Linked DNA regions of Homo sapiens: region 1 is linked to region 2. A link is a contact called in ENCODE Hi-C or POLR2A ChIA-PET data. All regions are on one chromosome and are shown on one strand. The core of a region is the stretch at or near the end of the contact, and the rest is flanking DNA. Distances in the headings are between cores, read along the strand shown. Region 1 overlaps VAV2 (vav guanine nucleotide exchange factor 2). Region 2 overlaps VAV2 (vav guanine nucleotide exchange factor 2).

Region 1 (2,802 bases), core at 131-2,630, 130 kb after region 2:
AAAGTGGAGAGGGAGGTTTGGGACTTTGGAACAGGTGAATGTGACCAAGGTCACCGGTCCACTCAGCGCCACACCAGTGCTGGGCCAAGCGGCATCAAACCCAGGACAGCTCGCACGGGGGGAAGGACCTGGGAGGGAGCAGGGAAGCACGGGTGCTGTGTCTGGGAATCTTGAAAACACCAAGGAGTGCTTTGAAACAGGCCGCTTGGCCGGAAGAGCACCGGCCTGTTCTCCATTAGTGTCCCCTTTTCCTGGCTCAGGGAGTTCACACCCACTTTCTGACGCCTTGACTCTAGTCCTCATTGGCTCTGGGGACATCAGGGAATTCTCCATGGTGGGGCAGAGTGGGGACATCCACAGCTGGAAGCCACAGTCAGCCCCCACACCACCGTCCCGCCCTCCTTGTGATCACGTGGTTTCACGACTACACTTTTTGAATTCCCGGCAGCCACCATCCACACCCCTCAACCTGATATTTTCAAGGGGATTCAGCACGATCTGGCGTTCTACAGACTCCACCTGCCAACGGCCAGCTGACTTTCTCCCAAGGAGCACAGGTGGTGCAATGAGGAAGTCTCTACTGAAAAAAATGCCGGACAAGGGGCTGTGCCCACTTTACAAAGCACCCTGAAAACAGGAGCCCTCACTGGGCCCCTTGTCTCCATGGAGAAGACCCCTAGAAAAACTGGTGCCAGTCTCAAAGACAAGGCGCACACACACACACTCCCACACAATGCACACATAATGCACATGTGCACACGCACACGATGTACATGTACACGACGCACACATGCACACACACACAATGCACACGTGCACACACAATGCACAGACGCACACGATGTACATGTACACACAACGCACACATACACACACGATGCACACATACACACAATGCACACACGCACACGATGTACATGTACACACGATGCACACATGCACTCACACACGCACACGTGCACACACAACGCACACACACACGATGTACATGTACACGCGACCCACACATGCACACTCACACACGATGCACACGTGCACACACAATGCACACATGCACACGATGTACATGTACACACGATGCACACACGTACACATACACACTCACACGATGCACACATGATATACATGTGCACACATGCACGGAATGCACACAAGGCACCCATGCACACTCACACACAATGCACATGCACACAAGATACACACGTGCACACACGCACCTTCCCTTCTGAAGGAAGCCTGGCAGGAAACGGGCACAGGCCACGGCTGCTCCCCCAGGGAGAATGGAGGGAAGGAGGGGCTTTGCTCAAACACGCCTCTCTGCTCCTAGCCAGCGGGGTTATCCAAGGCTCCATGGAGGAGGCGGACAGGCAACACCGAGCTGGGCTTGGTCCCACTCGATAAGAAGGAAGAAAGGCGCAAGATGAATTGCCCGCGGAGCCTGTGACTTGCGCTGAATGCTAACTGACAGTGATTCACTTGGAAAGTTTCTCTCCACGGGATAAAGCCCTCTTTGTAGAAAGGGAAGGTGGTGGGTGCCAACGAGGGCCCGGGCGCACAGGCCCAGGACTAACAAAAGCGTCGGCGTCACCATCCCAGAGCCTGGCTCTCTGCCACCCTGGGAAGTGCTGGGACTCTTGCTGGGAAGCTGGGCAGTTTGAGGATGTGGGGCTGGGTGAGTGGGGGTCTCACTGGTGATATGGATGGAGAAGGGGAAAGGAGGGGGTGAACAGAGAAAGGGAGAGAGAAGAGCCGGGAGTGCCTGTGTATTGATCCCAGAAGCTGAGCTGGAAGAAAGAGTTGGCTAGAGGCTCACGGCTGGGCCTCCAGGACCAGCACAACTTTGTCGGTTCCCCTGCAAAGGACACCCCGGATGCCTCCAGCCATGCAAAAAGCATTAATTAAGTACCTTCTGAATGCAGATGTTGGGACTGTTTAGGTCAAGGGGTGTGAAGGAAGATGCTGGCATGGCAGAGTTGAAGAGAATGTCCCGGCTCTGCCATTGTCTGTGTGACCCATGGCCACTCACCCAACCCCCTCTAAGCCTCAGCGTCCCCGTCCATCAAATGTGAGGATTAAATGAGACACATACAAAGAAACCCGGAGCTTTGGGAACACTCAGCAAGGACTAATAAGGACGAGGTTGCCACTCTCACGGGGTCCTGTCCCCTGTACATCCCACCCTGGGTTTTCCTCTTTCTCTACTGCAAATCTCTTTGCACAAAAGCCCACCCAGCAGGCCCCAGACCTGCTCCCCACCCAGAGGCCTATGACAGCCTAGCCCTAGAGCTCACTAAATCATCTCCCTTCCCTGAGGGGCCCTATCCCCGTCCTCCTCTTCCAGGGGCCAAGTTCTTTACCTGTTCCTGATGTGAACCCATTTTCAGGAGAGGAGGTGACAAACTCAGCACTCAAAAGGCAATGGTGGAGCCCAATGGATTACCTACGCCGACAGGGACAAACTCTCAAGTCAAAGGAATGATTCTCTAATGGTGGAATGTCAAGCTGAATATTTTTTGACTTAACAGAGAGCTGGGAACCCATCATGAGAAAAACAGAAAACTCTTTCTTTTTTTTTTTTTTTGGCTAGAAGGGTTTTATTTGTTTATCGTTTCTAGTAAGTCACAAAGACGCATAACCTCCAAAGGGAAAACTTATGCCACTGAAAATGTCAACACAGCACAGAGGGGCCCTGCCCATCCCACAGAGGCCATGCAGTTGGGACTTTGCCTACCCCCTCTGGGCCTCACTCCCTGTCCTAGCCTGCCTGAGAGAGTGCCATCCTCCCCTTTATTGACGGGGAAA
Region 2 (2,938 bases), core at 304-2,803:
TCGGCCCCGTCCCTGTAGCCCTGGCCCCACCCGCTGGCAGCCACAGGCCCACCTCTGCAGTCCTGGCCCCGCCCCAGCAGCCACAGGCCCCACCCCTGCAGCCCTGGCCCCACCCCAGCAGCCACAGGCCCCAGCCAGCTACATGTAGAGTCTCGGACAAGCCACAGCCAGACCTACCCACAGCCCTCCTCCAAGCACCGCAGGGTGGGACGGGAGAGGAAAGCCTGCTTGCTACAAGGGACAACATGGGCTAGAGTCAGGCTGGCCAGATGGAAAGCCAAGGTTGAAAGTCCCACCCTCACTAGAGGCCTTGGGGTGGCCTCTCCCCTCTGCCTCAGTCGCCTCACTGGGGAGTGGGATTCTGGTCTTGCCCACCTTTCTGGGGGGCGCTGGGCCCGGCGAGGAGCAGGCCTGCTATGAGCAGTGGTCACGACGGCGAGGCAGTGACTCAGAGAGGAGCCTTCCTGCAGAGCGGAGACGCCCACCCCAACCCACCCGGCCAGCATCAGCGGCTGACTTCGAGTCCCCTTCCCCTGGGGTCTGGAACCCAGTGCCTCTCTCCAGGCCACCCCCACGTTCCTGGGTAGCAGGGGGGACCCGGAAGGCCCCACCTTCTTGACGTCCTTGTTGTTCATGGGGTCGTCGGTCATCTTGTGGAACAGCAGCTCGATGATCTCCTTGAGCTCGTAGCTGTAGCCCTTCCGCTTGCAGACGATGACCACCTTGTCAAACAGGAACAAGTACCTGGGCCAGGCAGCGCAGCGGGGGATCAGCACCCCAGCACTGTGTGCTCTGCTCCGAGGAGGCGGCAGGAGCTGAGCCTGAGGCTCTGGCACGCGGCTCCCTCTCCGGGCGAGCCCTGCCCTCACCTGGCTCACCAGGCTAATGCTGAGCCTCGGTCAGGTCTCGGCTGTTCCCACACTGCTTCTCCAGGAAGCCTTCCTTGGCTCCCTACCCCCGTGACTGAGGCTGTGCCAGGAGCCCTTCAAGGGGCTCCTGCATCCCCCACGCTGGCCTCCCATGCAGCACTGACCCCCGACGGCTACTCCCAGTTGATCCCGCGCTGGACTGGGAGCCTCAAGAGGGTGGGACCCAGATCTGCTGTGACCCCTGCCCCAGCACACAGTAGGTGCACAAGGAGGGCCCTGGACAAGCCTGGGCCACCGTGCGCCTGGACACTCTCCGGCAGTCATTTGGCAAAGAGCCCATCCGACCACTCTGGGCCTGTCTTGGGTTCCTGGAGGCTGAGCATTGGCAGTGAGGGGCCTGGCCCTCATCTTTGGCTGCCCCAGCCCAGCCTGGTGCCCGCCACAGGCACAAAAGCCCCACTGCTGTGGCGCCCGCTCGCTGACGAGAAGGAAGGAAGCAATTAAAACTGAACAACACAAAGCCACCGCCAGGCAGCTCTTTCCACAGGAAGGCCTGGCTTCCAGAGCCACTTAGGAGTGGCTCCCTGGGAGGGAGAGCCAGACCCTGGCGGGACGCCACCCAGCCCACAACACGCGCCCTGCTCACCTGTCCTGCTTGGTGTGGTTGACTATGGACCGGACTTTCAGTTCCCCGTCAATCTTTGGTCTTCCAAATTCCTCCAGTTTCACTTGCTGGGAAGAAGGAGAGGGGCCGTCAGCCGGGGCTGGAGCAGCCCCAGTTCTCCTGACCGCACGGGCAGGGCAGACTGTCGTGCACCCAAGGGAACTCCCCACAGGCAGCAGAGGCGGGACGAAGGGAAACAGCCCCTGTGGCTCCCAGCTGGTGCTCAGGATGGACGAGGGAGGGTGCAGAAGACCGGGAAGGGACTGGGCCTGGCAGCTTCTCTCCCTTTCCTGGCCAGCCCTGCCAAGGGGCTCCCTTCAGCTCTGGGGACAAAGGGCGATTGACGGTGCCGGTTGTGTTCACAGAGGCCGCCGCTGTGTGGAGCCCCAAGCGGGACCCGGTCGGAAAAGCCAGAAGCCCAAGCCCCACGTTCAGGAGAGAACAAACAGCGCCTATCTGCTGCAGGGCGGGTGGGGCCGGGGTCCTGCCAAGGGTGAGGCTTCGACTCAGACCCCTGTGTGGTTCGCTGAGGTTCATTTTCGTTGTCTGTCTGGTTTTGTCTCTGTGACTCTTCTGATTCAGAGAGAGCTTCTCTTGACATGTTCCCTGCGTGGCTTTCAAAGTGTCCACACAGACAGGAAAAGGTGGAGGAAAATGCTTCAAGACACGAACAGGGCCCTGCCTGGGAGGTGCTCGAGGCACAGGCTCAGTGTCTCCTTCCAAGGTCTCAGCCCCAGAGGCTGCAAGGACAGCTTTGGTGTCACATAGTCCCAGTCAACTTGCTCCAGGCCTCTGATCTCAGCTCTCACCACCTTCCCTGTGGCAATGGGATTCAGAGCCAGGACTGGGTACAGGGCCTGGCTCATGGGGATGCTCGACGCCTGCTGGCCATGCTGTTTTATTCTTGTTGTTGTCGTTTTTGAGATAGTCTCACTACGTCACCCAGGCTGGAGTGCAGTGGCGCAATCGTGGCTCACTGCAACCTCTGCCTCCCGGGTTCAAGAGATTCTCCTGCCTCAGCCTCCCAAGTAGCTGCGATTATAGGCACCCGCCAGCACGCCTGGCTAATTTTTGTATTTTTAGTAGAGACAGGGTTTTACCACATTTGCCAGGTTGGTCTCGAACTCCTGACCTCAAGTGATCCTTCCACCTCAGCCTCCCAGAGTGCTGGGATTACAGGCATGACCACCGCGCCCAGCCTGTTCTTGCTGTTTAATGAACAAGTATTACTTCTATGTAAAAACTTAAAAAACAAAACAAAACGAACTTTTCTCCTCACGTCCTGCTCACTGTACGCATTTGTGACCGCCTCGCGCAGGAGCTCACGGCAGCACGGACCCGCCAGGTGCTGATGGTGCAGGGTGCGGCCGTCCTTGGCCTCCTCTGCACCCACACATTTTAATTT

Evidence for each region. Hi-C counts contacts between places; a loop is a spot of excess contacts on that map. ChIA-PET counts read pairs that join two places held with the same protein, here RNA polymerase II (POLR2A). Pooled maps may share reads with other maps.
Region 1: a map of dorsolateral prefrontal cortex shows a loop between it and region 2 (5-fold over the local background). The contact joins two enhancer-like sites. A Hi-C loop is called at or near these places in 2 of 168 maps with a recorded cell type or tissue (dorsolateral prefrontal cortex and posterior cingulate gyrus), 5 of 37 single-sample maps with no recorded cell type and 4 of 50 pooled maps. POLR2A ChIA-PET finds 5 or more read pairs at or near these places in 4 of 52 experiments (B cell, GM10248, WTC11 and 1 more).

Annotation. Positions count from the first base shown.
Region 1 is chr9:133,914,876-133,917,677 of GRCh38, forward strand. All of the region lies in intron 2 of VAV2 (vav guanine nucleotide exchange factor 2), which reads right to left. Among named protein-coding and RNA genes, the nearest start is that of VAV2, 76 kb to the right of the region's middle. RefSeq lists enhancers at 1-915, 916-1,864. Within about 2 kb of position 1,381, at least 3 of the 41 ENCODE cell types and tissues checked have a DNase peak (open chromatin) inside an H3K27ac peak, as active enhancers do; they include dorsolateral prefrontal cortex, where a contact is called at or near this core.
Region 2 is chr9:133,787,743-133,790,680 of GRCh38, forward strand. It overlaps VAV2 (vav guanine nucleotide exchange factor 2), which reads right to left. Exons shown (of 30, transcript NM_001134398.2): 14 at 1,516-1,601; 15 at 612-744. Among named protein-coding and RNA genes, the nearest start is that of SARDH, 51 kb to the left of the region's middle. RefSeq lists a silencer at 47-206. Within about 2 kb of position 1,554, at least 14 of the 41 ENCODE cell types and tissues checked have a DNase peak (open chromatin) inside an H3K27ac peak, as active enhancers do; they include dorsolateral prefrontal cortex, where a contact is called at or near this core.